2 separate regions of the Homo sapiens genome follow, and region 2 is linked to region 1. The links are chromatin contacts, found by Hi-C or POLR2A ChIA-PET in ENCODE. All regions are on one chromosome and are shown on one strand. Each heading gives the region's core, a stretch centred on a gene start or an enhancer-like site at or near the end of the contact. The rest is flanking DNA. Distances are from core to core; before and after follow the strand shown. Region 1 overlaps SHC2 (SHC adaptor protein 2). Region 2 has its middle 10 kb from the start of CIMAP1D.

Region 1 (6,829 bases), core at 2,639-5,138:
ATGGTTGGATGGGTGGACAGATGGGTGGATTGGTGGGTGGATGAATGGATGGATGGATGGGTGGGTGGATGAGTAGATGGATGAATGGATGAACAGATGAATGGACTCTAGGCATGTAGTAGACAGGTCATACCTAAAGGAATTAGCCATGGTCCCTGTCCCTAGCACTGGATTCTCCCACTGAGGAGGCAGCTTTGGTGGGATGCTGGCTGCTCAATGGCTGTCTTCTCTCAGGCAGAGCATGTGCCTCTGGGATGATGTCTGTGCCAGTGTCTGGCGCTACAGGGCCATAGGGTGAGGGATTCTCATTCCCTTACCTGCCCCCTTATTAACACGTAGCCCACTCCGGTTGTGCGGCTGAAACCCTGAACTGTGTGGTCCATGGGTCCCGTTGTGGGGACACCAGCCTAGTGCACGGGGGAGGTGGGGGGCAAACCCTCTGTGGCCCACGGCAGCTCACGAGAGGAAATGCAATATCCTATTCGGTTGAGAACAGGGACTGCAAACTCAGATGCCTACAGCCTTCAGGATCAGCCAGGTAAACACACGAGGTAGGATGCAATGCAGTAACGATACCGACACCTCGCTAACTCAGGGCGCTTGTCACGTGTAAGTCTCTGCTGCGGACACGCTGTGCACAGCATCCTTTAATCCACTGCACGCAGATCCGGTAATGATACCAACACCTCGCTAACTCAGGGCGCTTGTCACGTGTGAGGCTCTGCTGTGGACACACTGTGCACGTGGTCTGTTAATCCACTCCACGCAAATCCACATGCCATGGGCAGCAATGGCCCCTCGGGAAACAGGCCCGGGTGGGAGGGTGACTGACCTCCTGGGCCACACGGCCCGCAGAGCTGGGTCCTGAACCCACACCCCTGGGCTCCAGGATCTGCACTGCTCCCCCTGCACGACGGGAAGAGGCGGGGACCTCAGCTCACTGCATGTCCCACGCTCCACGGCGCCCAGTGCTGCCGGCCATGTGCTTTTTTAAAAAAGAGACCAGAAATTCAGGGCTTTTCTGTGAAATTCTCCCAGTTTGTAAATATCGATCTAGGGCTGAATATCTGTGCCCCCCTCAAAATCCCTCTGTGGAAACCTATGCCCCACTGTGAGGGTATTTAAAGGTGGGCCTTTGGGAGGTGAGGAGGCTATGAGGGCTCCACCCTCAGGACTGGGATCAGTGCCCTTATAAAAGAGACCCCAGACAGAGCCCAGCCCTCCACCACGTGAGGACACAGGAGAACACGGCCCTCTGTAAAGAGGCCCTCGCCAGACACTGAATCTTCCGGCGCCTCGATCGTGGCCCTCCCAGCCTCCAGAACCGTGAGAAATAAATTTCTAGGCCTGGCACAGCAGCTCATGCCTGTAATCGCAGCACTTCAGGAGACCTAGGTGGGAGGCTGTCTCGAAGCCAGGAGTTCAAGACCAGCCTGGGCAATGTAATGAGGCCTCATCTCTACAAAAGAAAAATTTTTAATTAGCTGAGCATGGTGAGTGTGGGCCTGTGGTCCCAGCTACTCAGGAGGCTGAGGTGGGAGGATGGCTTGAGCCCAGGAGGTTGAGGCTGCAGTGATCTGTGATGGCACCACGGCACTCCAGCCTGGGCAACAGAGCACAACCATGTCTTAAAAAACACATTTTTGCCGGGCGCGGTGGCTCACGCCTGTAATCCCAGCACTTTGGGAGGCCGAGGTGAGTGGATCACTTGAGGTCAGGAGTTTGAGACTAGCCTGGCCAACATGGAGAAACCCCAACTCTACTGAAAATACAAAAATAAAAATAAAAATAAAAAAATTAGCTGGGCGTGGTGGTTGCATGCCTGTAATCCCAGCTACTTGGGAGGCTGAGGCAGGAGAATCATTTGAACCCAGGAGGCGGAGGCTGCAGAGAGCCAAGATCACGCCACTGCACTCGAGCCTGGGTGACAGAGGGAGAGTCTGTCTCAAAATAAAAAAAAAAAAAGACAAGCACAGAGGGAGATTTGAGAGACAGAGACACAGAAGGGAGGGGCCGTGTGCAGCCGAGGACACCAAGGCCGGCCCCCAGGCACCAGACACGGGAGAGAGGCCTGGGACAGAGCCTCCCTCAGAGCCTCCAGCAGAAACCAGCCCTGCCCACACCTTGGCTCGGACGTTGGGCCCCAGAACTGTGACAGAACAAGTCTATGTTTGTGTGTGTGTGTGTTTTGTTTTGTTTTTGGGGTTTTTGTTTGTTTGTTTGAGACGGAGTCTTGCTCTGTCGCCAGGCTGGAGTGCGGTGGTGCGATCACGACTCACTGCAACTTCCGCCTCCCGGGTTCACACCATTCTCCTGTCTCAGCCTCCTGAGTAGCTGGGATTACAGGCGCCCACTACCACGCCCGGCTAATTTTTGTATTTTTAGTAGAGACGGGGTTTCATCATATTGGCCTCGCTGGTCTCGATCTCTTGACCTTGTGATCCGCCTCGGTCTCCCAAAGTGCTGGGACTACAGGCGTGAGTCACCGCGCCCGGCTGTCTGTGTTGTTTTAAGCCCCACAGTTTGTGGTGGTTTGTGGTGGCAGCCCCGGGACCCTCCCACAGAAGATGGGGAGGAGCCCTGGCGGCTTCACATTCAACCTTCCCCTTTGCAAATTCAGAAACTGAGGCCCAGAGAGAAGGCATGACCCAGAACCCACCCCAGGACGTTAAGGGAAGGAGCCACTGTACAAGTCAGTAAACCGAAGCCCAGAGAGGGGATGGCACCTGGCCGGCCTCACGCACGCAGCAGGCCAGGGCAGATACAAGCCGAGGTCCCCATGTCTGCACTCCCAGCCTGGGAGACCGTCCGAGTCTCCGCCACCGCCCACGCCAGCCACCGGGACCCACCTCATAGGCTTTGCCATGGTCTGTATCGATGTCATTTACTTGGTATTTTCCTTCTAAATAAACTCCACTTACAAACATAATTGCGTTTACTTTTTAAAGGAAATTGCAGGAAACAACTAAAATATCTATCAACGGATGAACTGATAAATGCAGTGGGGTCCATCCGCACTCTGGAACGTGACCCAGACGTGAAAAGGAGCAAGTCTCCGATACGGGCCATGGCACGGACGCACCGTGAGGACGCCGGACAGGAAAGGCCACACAGCGTGTGATCCCATTTCTATGAAGTGGCCAAGACAGGCCGATCCACAGAGGCAGGAAGGGGACGCGTGGGCGCCGGGGATGGGGAGGGGGTGGAGGGGAGGGACGGCTGAGGGCAGGCGATAAGTTTCCATTTTGCCTGACGGGAGCGTCCTGGAACTAGACACGGGTGAGGGTTGCAGAACCGTGTGGCTGCACTAAATACACCGCCCTGCACAGTTTAAACAGTTGGGATTAGGGTATGCGAATTATATCTGCTTTTTCAAAAATTTGCATGAGAGCCGGGCACAATGGCTCAGGCCTGCAATCCCAGCACTTTGGGAGGCCGAGGCGGGCGGCTCACCTGAGGTCAGGAGCTCAGGACTAGCCTGACCAACATGGTGAAACCCCGTCTCTACTAAAAATACAAGATTAGCTGGGCATGTTGGCTTATGCCTGTAATCCCAGCTACTCGGGAGGCTGAGGCAGGAGAATCACTTGAACCTGGGAAGCGGAGGTTGCGGTGAGCCGAGATCGCACCACTGCACTCCAGCCTGGGTGACAAGAACAAAACTCCATCTAAAAAAAAAATTAAAAAATTATATGAGAAAAAGAGGAAACTTCACACTGCAACCATAACTCCCTGGTTTTCCATTAAAATAAATATATTAATAAAATGAAAAGTGTCCATTCACACAAGAACCCTAAGGTTTTGCTAAAACCAGTGCGTGAAGGTTTGCTGGGAGCTGGGAGCCAGGATGTCTGCACAGTGTCAACATCTGTCTCCCCAGATCACGTTCCAGGGAAGGAAGACCGGATGCCGGGGCCAGGGCTGGGGAGGCCGCAGGCAGCGCTTGGGCTGGAAACGTGCACGGCCTGGCCTGCGAGTGGCTCCCGGGGCGTGCACTGCGACGTCCCCATGCACCCGAGTCCCAATTCCACGAGTCCCCGCAGATCTTCCTCATTATAAGGGAAATAAACAGAGCTTTACGGGGGAGAAAAGTCACCTTCACCAAGTACATTCATTTCCCAGGGCTGCCGTGAGCAAAGGCCACACCTGGGGGCCACGGGAGCGGATCCTCTCCACGTCCCAGAGCCGGGAGTCTGAGGTCAAGCTGCGGGCAGGGCCTCGCTCCCTCTGAAGCCCCGGGGGAGGGTCCTTCCTGCCTCTTCCAGCTTCTGGGGGCTCCCGGCGTCCCGGGCTTGTGGCCGTGTTACTCCATCTCTGCCTCCTCCACACAGCTGTCTCCTTCTGTGCAGATTTCCCTCTTCTTAGAGGACACGAGCCATTGCATTTAGGCCCCACCCTATTTCAGTAACTCCAGTGTGGCCTCATCTTAACTAACCACGTCTGCAAAGGACCTTTTCCAAATAAGGACGTGAGTTTTGGGGAACACCGTTCGCCCCAGGACACTAGGTGATCAAAGTCTCCAGCACCAGTATCAGGACAAACCAGCACCCGGGGGCCTCCTGACACGAAGGGCTGGGAAAACACAGCACCCCTCTGTGCGTCCTGCCAAAAACACAACCTCGACTCAACTGCAGGCAAACACCAGGCAGACACAAACTGAGGGACGGCAGCCCAGCAGCCGGTGTGCACTCTTCAACACTACTGGCTCCATGGATCCCAGGACGGAACAACTGTGAGGCTAAAGGTGGTAAAAGAGACAGGACGGACGGGGCAAGTGGCTCACGCCTCTAATCCCAGCACTGTGGGAGGCCGAGGCAGACAGACGGCTTGAGTTCAGGAGTTCAAGACCAGCCTGGGCAACATGGTGAAACCCCGTCTCTACAAAAAAAAAAAAATACAAAAATACAAAAAGTAGCCAGGCATGGTGGTGCACACCTGTAGTCCCAGCTACTCGGGAGGCTGAGGCAGGAGAATCGCTTGAACGCAGGAGGTGGAGGTTGCCGTGAGCCGAGATGGTGCCACTGCACTCCAGCCTGGGCGACAGAGCCAGACTCTGTCTCTAAAAAATTAAAATAAATAAAATAAAAATTAGCTGGGCGTGGTGGCACACAGCTGTGGTCCCAGCAGCCTGGGAGGTCTCAGCAAGAGGCTGAGGTGCAAGGATCGCTTGAACCCAGGAGGCGGAGGTTGCAGTGAGCTGAGATGGCACCATTGCACTCCAGCCTGGATGATCCAGAGCGAGATCCTGTCTCAAAAAAAGAAAAAAAAAGGCAGGATGGCTAAATGCAATGTGGGATGGGAAAATAAAGGTTGCTCTGACACCGTTGGGAAAACTGGTCACATTTGAATACGCACTGAAAATGTGATCGCAGGATTGTAACGGTACATTTCCTGACTTTGTTAATCATACCATAGCTATGCTGGAGAAAATCCTTGTCCTTAGACTATATACCCTAGCGTGTTTGAGGGTAGAGGGGTATCACGGCTGCAGACTTTCTCAATTGTTCATCAATAATAACGACAGTAATAATAATAATTTATACAGTGGGAGCCTAAGGTAGGAGAATCGCTTGAACCCGGGAGGCGGAGGTTGCAATGAGCCGAGATTGCGCCATTGCACTCCAGCCTGGGCAACGAGAGCAAAACCGTGTCTCAATAATGATAATAATAATAATTTATACAGACAGAATAAATGAGGCAAGATGTTAATAATCGGCCAGTCTAGGTGAATGACACATGGGAACTCTTTGTACTAGTCTTCTTTGGAACTTTTCGTCTCAATAGAATTCCAAACTTACAAAAGCTCTACGTAGTCTACTGTTCTTGTTTCTTTGATCTAAGGTTGAAACTATTTAAAGGCAAATTTCTTTGACACCCTGCGCCACGCTGACCAGTGCCGCCCTCCACCCCTGGCCAGGAGGACGCCCCTCCCACTGGCCACAGCCCCCGTCAGTGCCCCTGGCCATGGCTTTCCACAGGGGCGAGGGGTGTGTGCTGCCCTGGGGGTGCCGCGGAAATGTGGGGCCCTGTTGGCCATCATCGCGAGGCTGGGCAGCCGGCGCTACAGGAGGGGGGGGACTCACAATGACACCGAACTGTCCCCAGGGCCTCGGAGCTTCCTCCAGGCATCTTGTGGGGAAAGCCTTCCATGACTGCCACACGCCTCCAACCTAACTCCACGTGGCCCATGACGCAAGAGAGTGGCGCGTTTTCGTGTGCTTGCTTTTTTATTGTGGTAAAACACACATAACATAAAATTTAGAGTTTTGACTGTCTTTAATCGCACGGTTCAGTGGCACTCAGCGCATTCCCGTGGCTGTGCAGCCACCACCACCGTCTCTCCAGAACGTCCTCATCTTCCCAAACTCAAACTGACCCCACAAAACACTTACTCCCCGTCCCCTCCCCAGCCCCATCCTACTTTCTGTCTCTGTGAATCTGATGGCTCTGGGGACCTCTGATGGGTGGAATTGCACAAAGCTTGTCCTTCTGTGTCTGGAGTCTCTCACCGAGTGAGACATCCTCAAGGTCCGTCCGTGCCGTGGCCTGGGTCAGAGCCTCGTTCCTTTTCTTGGCCGCGTCGTATTTCAGCGTGTGGATGGCCACACTGTGTTGATCCACTCATGCCTGGGTCACAGCCTCGTTTCTTTCCTTGGCCGCATCATATTGTCATATTTCAGCATGTGGATGGCCACGCCGTGGCCACGTCATATTTCAGTGTGTGGATGGCCACGCCATGGCTGTGCCGTATTTCAGCGTGTGGATGGCCACGCCGTGGCCACATCATATTTCAGCGTGTGGATGGCCATGCCGTGGCCATGTCATATTT
Region 2 (6,522 bases), core at 2,140-4,639, 38 kb after region 1:
CACATTCTTCTTTTAATGCTGTCCTCCCAGCCTGGCATGTTTTGCACTCTCTGCCTCAGTGTGGAGCGTCCACAGTTCCAGTGCTCCAGCGTCACCTGTGACCTGTGGACGCTGTGTCGGGCAGCACAGGTCTAGAGAGTAGAGCCTAGGACTGATCCCTTGGGCCAATGGTGCTCAGCCATGGGTGTTGCTGCCCCCAGGGGACACTTGGCTATGTCTGGAGACATTCTTGGCTGCCAGGACCAGGAGTGCTGATGACATCTAGTGACTGGAGAACTACAACGCTGTTCCTCCCAAGAGAAGACCCTCAAATGTCAATGGTGTCAAGATGGGGAAATGCTGCCTTAGTGGATGGGCACTTATTAATCGCCTACTGCATACAGGGTGAGATCGGCAGGGCGTCCTTGGCATACAGCAGATTACTCATGCAGAACGGCTCTGCTGCCAGCTCTGTGCTCACAGGCGCCACCCCACGAGCTGTTCCATGCCTATCACCATGGACAGAGGCGGAGGTCACAAAGCCAGCAGGAGTGTGGACCTAGGACTCAAGTCCAGAATGTTCTTGGCCCTGCACTGTCCTGCCCACCTACACCTGCCAGTCTGAATGTCACCCACCCTGGCCGCCATCATACGAGCACCCCAGCCCCGCCCCTCGACGGGCACCGAGGCTATTCCCACTTCACCTCCTTTACAATTTCCTGCAGTGAACTTCCCAGGCAGACCTCCTGCGCCCATGAACCAGGGTTTCTGGATTAGACACTGTGTGGTCCCTGATGAATCACTGCACCACTGTGCATGTGTTTCCTCCTCTGAAAAACGGGCATATGTCAGCCTGACTCCACAGGGTCACTCTGAAGACAAGGGCATCTGGCCCCTTATCATTCAAACATCCTCTTCCAGCCTTCCCTCACTCCAGCAAATGGCACCTCCAGACCCATGCTGACTTGGATCCAAACCCCTGGGGCCGCTTCCTGGATCCAAAGCCCACTCAGCAGCTGACTGCTGCTCTCCACCTCACAGCCACGGCCCAGTCCAGGGCCCCATCCCCCCCCAACACCCACCCCCACCTCCTCAGGGATCCCTGGGACGCCTCTCCCAGCCCCAAAAGGCCACTCTATGTCAGCCAGAGCCAGCTCTTCAGACATGACCATGGGAAGCCCTACAGACGCCCATCCTGGCTGCCACTGCGTCTAGCACAGGCTCCTCCCCGACAGACCTCCACCTGCCTGAGTTCCCTCACCACTCCCCCAGGCATGCAGGCTCACCCTCGTTCCAGTGACACGGAGCTATGAGATCATGGTGGGCTGAAATCAACAGACCAGGGGTTCCCAACCCAGGTGATTGCCCCCAGGGGACGCTGGGCAGTGTCCAAGGACACCTGTGGTCGTCACGACTGGGGGAGCTCCTGGCATGGGGTGAGTGGGGGCAGGGATGCCGCTAGGCACCCTGCAGTGGCCGGGACCACCCCACCTGGGATGTCCACAGGGCCTGCGGAAGACCCTGCAGCAGAGAGCCATCAGCTCTTCCTCTCATGGGTCCCCGGAAGCTCTGGGATCAATCAATCCCCATGGGGCCGGCTCTGGGATCAACACTGTGTCCCCAGCTCCCCGGAAGCCCCTGCAGCCATCTTCCTTCCCTCTACCTGTCAGCCGCCATCCTGCCTGTAAAGCCAGGCCCCGCTTTGCCTCTTCTGTGCGGCACGGGAAGGGGACGGTGCACTCATGAGACCTCCCACCCTGCCTGTGAGATCAGTCCTGGTGTGGGTGACAGCTGTCCATCACTCACTTCTGTTGCTGGGCAACGTTCCATCCCATGAAGATGCCATGATTTACTCAGAGCTTCTAGGCTGCTTCTAGCTCGGAACAACCGCAAATAATGCTGTGAACACATGTCTCTCTTGTTTTATTTATTTTTTTCTTTTCTTTTCTTTTTCTTTTTTTTTTTTTTTTTTTGAGACAGAGTTTCACTCTTGTCACCAGGCTGCAGTGCAATGGCGCGATCTTGGCTCACCACAATCTCTGCCTCCCGGGCTCAAGCGATTCTGCTGCCTCAGCCTCCTGAGTAGCTGGGATTACAGGTGTGCGCCACCACGCCCGGCTAATTTTTGTATTTTTAGTAGAGACGGGGTTTCTCCATGTTGGTCAGGCTGGTCTCGAACTCCTGACCTCAGGTGATCCGCCCGCCTTGGCCTCCTAAAGTGCTGGGATTACAGGCATGAGCCACCGCGCCTGGCCTCTTGTTTTATTTTTGACACAGGGTCTCATTCTGTGCTCAGGCTGGAGTGTGCAGTGACGTGATCACAGAAAGGAAACCTCAGAGCAGAGTTGGGTCTTCACATACGGTGGCCAGGAAGGCCCCCTGAAGAGGTGAAACGTTAGCAAAGGCCTGGAGGAAGTCAGGACCTCTAAGGGATGCCCAGCTGTGCAGACATCTACGGGGTGTCTGGGGAGGGCACCGCTGTGCAAAGGCCCTGGGGCAGGACCGCACCTGGCGAGGCGGAGGAGCGAGGAGGAGGCCAGGGTGGCTGCCGCAGGGTGAGGAGGGGAGAGCAGGAGGAGGGAGGGCGGGGCTGACCCAGCAGGTCGTGAAGGGCCCTGAGGACACGGAGAGGACACAGGGTTTTACCCTGAGCAGGGTGGGAGCCACGGAGGCCTCTGCTGGAGCAGAGGAGGGCACGGCCTGAATTGGGTTTGAAGGAATCGACTGAGGGTAGGAAGGTGGGGGTAGGGAAGCCCGGGGGAGGCGAGCACACCAGCCCAGGTGGGCACCACGGGGCCTGGGCTGGGGGCTGCTGTGGGATGGTCAGGAGTGGGTGGGTTCTGGGCCTGTCTTGAAGGCAGAACTCACAAGATTTTCTGAGACGCTGTGGGGTGAAGGGGAGTGAGAGGAGGGGAGGGTCCTGGAAGGGCGGGTGCAACCTCAACCCAGCGGAGGACCCTGCTGACCTGCTTAGTTGTTTATGGAGGGTCATTGCCGTGCTCTACCACGTAACACACGTACACACACACACACAGGTGCACGTTTACACCACGTGGGTGCGCACGATGAGGCACACACAGGCAGGCGCGCACACACACGCGTGCTCACATAGGAACACGAAGAGGCAGGAGCCGGGCGTGCCCGAGCCCCGTGGCGCCCTGGGCATCCCAAACACCGCCTGCCCAGAACAGGTGCGCAGTGAGTGCCTGCTGAGCCAGTGAGTGGAATGAAGCTCTACAATAGTCCAGATGACAGACATGACTGCTGTGGCTGCTGCCGATCCAAGTCCCACCGTTCTTTTCTCTAGAGACAAGGTCTCACTCCACCATCCAGGCTGGCGCGATCACAGCTCACTGACGGTGGAGAAGGGTGATCAGAGAATGGTGGGAATGAGGCGGCCCTGACCTCCTGGGGTTAGCGATCCTCCCACCTCAGCCCCCTAAAGCACCGGGAGGGCAGGTGTGAGCCACGGTGCCAGCCCCAAGTTCCCGACATTCTTTCCTAAAACACATCCTCCGGCTGCAGATGAGGGTGCGACAGCTGGGAGGCAGCTCCCAGGAGGCCGGGTTCCTCCGATGACCTGCTGTTTCTGTGTCCCTGGCACACGGCACAGCAGGAGAGGGGGAGGCCAGGTGTTTGTGGCTGCTGCCACCGGCCCGTCCAGGGTCAGCTCATGCTCCCAGCCTCCGTGATCTGCCACTCCCCACTTCCCTGAGGCTGCTCACTGCTGTCCTTTGTCCGGCGGCCAGCCCCCTGACTCAGACTCACGCGCCCTGCTGCTGCCCGCCCCTTTGTTCCCGGGAGACTCTAACAAGGAAGGCTTGTTCTTCCCGCAAGGACACAGAGAACCTGCCAGCTCCCCTCCATCCTCATCCAGAGAGAGCCTGCTGTCCCCGTGGGACAGTGAGGACAGGACCAGCTCTCAGGCTCTGCTGGGCACCCAGCCCATGCCTGGCAAGTCCTCATGTTACAGACGAGGACACCGAAGCTCAGAGGAAGGAAGGGCTTGTATTCCGAGGATTTGGGGGGCTGGAGAGGGGTCCTAGTGGGCTCTGCTGTAGCCTGCAAGGTCCTACAAGCCCAGGTCCTTCCTGCCCTCTCTGGCTGCGTTGGTCCCTCCGGACTCAGCCTCTGCACTCACCGTACATTCTGCCTGATACACCCGGTCCAACTCCCTCCCCCTCCAGGAAGGCCTTGCTCAAATCTCTCCACCTCCAGGATCTTCCTTGGACCACTGATTGATTGATTGATTTTTTGTTTCTGTTGTTTTTCTGAGATGGAGTCTTGCTCTATCACCCAGGCTGGAGGGTAGTGGCGCAATCTCGGCTCACTGCAACCTCCGCCTGGTGGGTTCAGGCGATTCTCCTGCCTCAGCCTCCCAAGTAGCTGGGATTACAGGCGCCCGTCACCACACCCAGCTAATTTTTGTCTTTTTTAATAGAGATGGGGCCGGGAGCGGTGGCTCACGCCTGTAATCCCAGCACTTTGGGAGGCTGAGGCGAGCAGATCACGAGATCAGGAGATCGAGACCATCCTGGCTAATACAGTGAAACCCCGTCTCTACTAAAAATACAAAAAATTAGCCAGGCGTGGTGGCAGGCGCCTGTAGTCCCAGCTACACAGGAGGCTGAGGCAGAAGAATGACGTGAACCCGGGAGGCGGAGCTTGTAGTGAGCCGAGATTGTGCCAGTGCACTCCAGCCTGGGCGACAGAGCAAGACTCCATCTCAAAAAAAAGAAGGAAAGAAATAGAGATGGGGTTTCACCATGTTGGCCAGGCTGGTCTCAAACTCCTGACCTCAAGTGATCCGCCCACCTCAGCCTCCCAAAGTGCTGGGATTACAGGTGTGAACCGCCATGCCCGGCCTATCGGGACCACAGATTTGATCCTGCAACCTGCCTATCATCATGCTGCCTGCCCCCTTCCCTGCCTTTTCCTTCTTCCCAGCAGCACTCTCCACGCCTCACCTATTGCAGCGGCGGCTGGAGCTGCTCATGCCAGCTCCTGAGCCCACTGTGAAGTTCGCGGCGATCTGTGAGCTGGTTGGCTCATGTTGGCAGCCACGATGGGAGTATTTACAACACAGGGGGCGGCGTGCGCTGCAAGTGAGGGCCTTTTCCCTTGGAGAGCCAGCTGTTCAACATTTCTCCGCACAGCACCACTTCGGTATTATGCCCGAGGTTTATGGCATAACTAGCCTGGCTCATGGTCTCTCTTCCCTGCTGCTCACTAGAATGTAAGCTCCTTCGGGCCGAGGTCAGCCCACCTTGCACTCTGCTGTCTCCTTGGCACTTAAAACAACGCTTGGCATACAGCAGGCACTCAATAAAGATGTGCTGGCAGGGCGCATGACGTGTGCCTGTGGTCCCAACACTTTGGAAGGCCGAGGCGGGAGGATTGCTTGAGCTCAGGAGGCGGAGGTTGCAGTGAGTGGAGATCGCACCACTGCGCTCCAGCCTGGGCCACAGAGTGAGACCCTGTGTCAAAATAATAACAAGCATGAGGCAGGGGGGATCAGCTGAGGTCAGGAGTTCGAGACCAGCCTGGCCAACATGGTGAAACTCTATTAAGGGAGGAGACCATCCCTCATATTGTCTTATGCCCAATTTCTGCCTCCAAAGAAAGAAGTAAAAACTAAAAGGCAGAAATGAAATCCACAGGCAGACAGCCCGGCGCTGTGCCCTGGGCCTGGTAGTTAAAGAGCGACCCCTGACCTACTGGGTTACGTTATCTATAGATTCCAGACATTGTATGGAAAAGCACTGTGAAAACCCTTGTCCTGTTCTGTTCCGATCTGATTGCCGGTGCATGCAGCCCCCAGTCACGTACCCCCTGCTTGTTCAATCGATCACGACCCTCTCACGCGGACCCCCTGAGAGTTGTGAGCCCTGAAGAGGGACAGGAATTGCTCACTCGGGGAGCTCGGCTCTTGGGACAGGAGTCTTGCCGATGGCCCCGGCCGAATAAACCGCTTCCTTCTCTAACTGGGTGTCTGAGGAGTTTTGTCTGCGGCTCTTCCTGCTACACTATCTCTACTAAAAATACAAAAAAAAAAGGCCGGGCTTGGTGGCTGAAGCCTGTAATCCCAGCTCCTCGGGAGGCTGAGGCGGGCAGATCACGAGGTCAGGAGATCGAGACCATCCTGGCTAACACGGTGAAACCCCGTCTCTACTAAAAATACAAACAATTAGCCGGGCGTGGTGGCAGGCGCCTGTAGTCCCAGCTACTCGGGAGGCTGAGGCAGGAGAATGGCGTGAACCCGGGAGGCGGAGCTTGCGGTGAGCCGAGATGGCGCCACTGCACTCCAGCCTGGGCGACAGAGCGAGACTCCGTCTCAAAAAAATAACAAGTAAATCAGTGTGGAACTAACGAGCGCCCTCGTCCCTCGCGCTGCTGGGACTGACGTCCGGGTACCCCCAACGCAACCACGGCCTCCCGGTGACCCTGACCCGCGAAGCGGGCCGGAAGCCCCGCAGCCCCTACTCCAGAATCCGCGTCCCGGAACCTGGATCCCCGACCGGGCCCTGCGGCCCCGACCCCCGC

What was found. A loop is a pair of places that touch in the nucleus more often than their neighbours do. ChIA-PET counts read pairs that join two places held with the same protein, here RNA polymerase II (POLR2A).
Region 2: a map of sigmoid colon shows a loop between it and region 1 (2.4-fold over the local background). The contact joins two enhancer-like sites. A Hi-C loop is called at or near these places in 2 of 168 maps with a recorded cell type or tissue (breast epithelium and sigmoid colon). POLR2A ChIA-PET finds 5 or more read pairs at or near these places in 2 of 52 experiments (HepG2 and PC-9).

What each region holds. Positions count from the first base shown.
Region 1 is chr19:444,108-450,936 of GRCh38, forward strand. All of the region lies in intron 1 of SHC2 (SHC adaptor protein 2), which reads right to left. Among named protein-coding and RNA genes, the nearest start is that of SHC2, 14 kb to the right of the region's middle. Within about 2 kb of position 3,889, at least 5 of the 41 ENCODE cell types and tissues checked have a DNase peak (open chromatin) inside an H3K27ac peak, as active enhancers do.
Region 2 is chr19:482,207-488,728 of GRCh38, forward strand. It overlaps a transcript of CIMAP1D not described here. Among named protein-coding and RNA genes, the nearest start is that of CIMAP1D, 10 kb to the left of the region's middle. RefSeq lists an enhancer at 3,447-3,965. Within about 2 kb of position 3,390, at least 6 of the 41 ENCODE cell types and tissues checked have a DNase peak (open chromatin) inside an H3K27ac peak, as active enhancers do.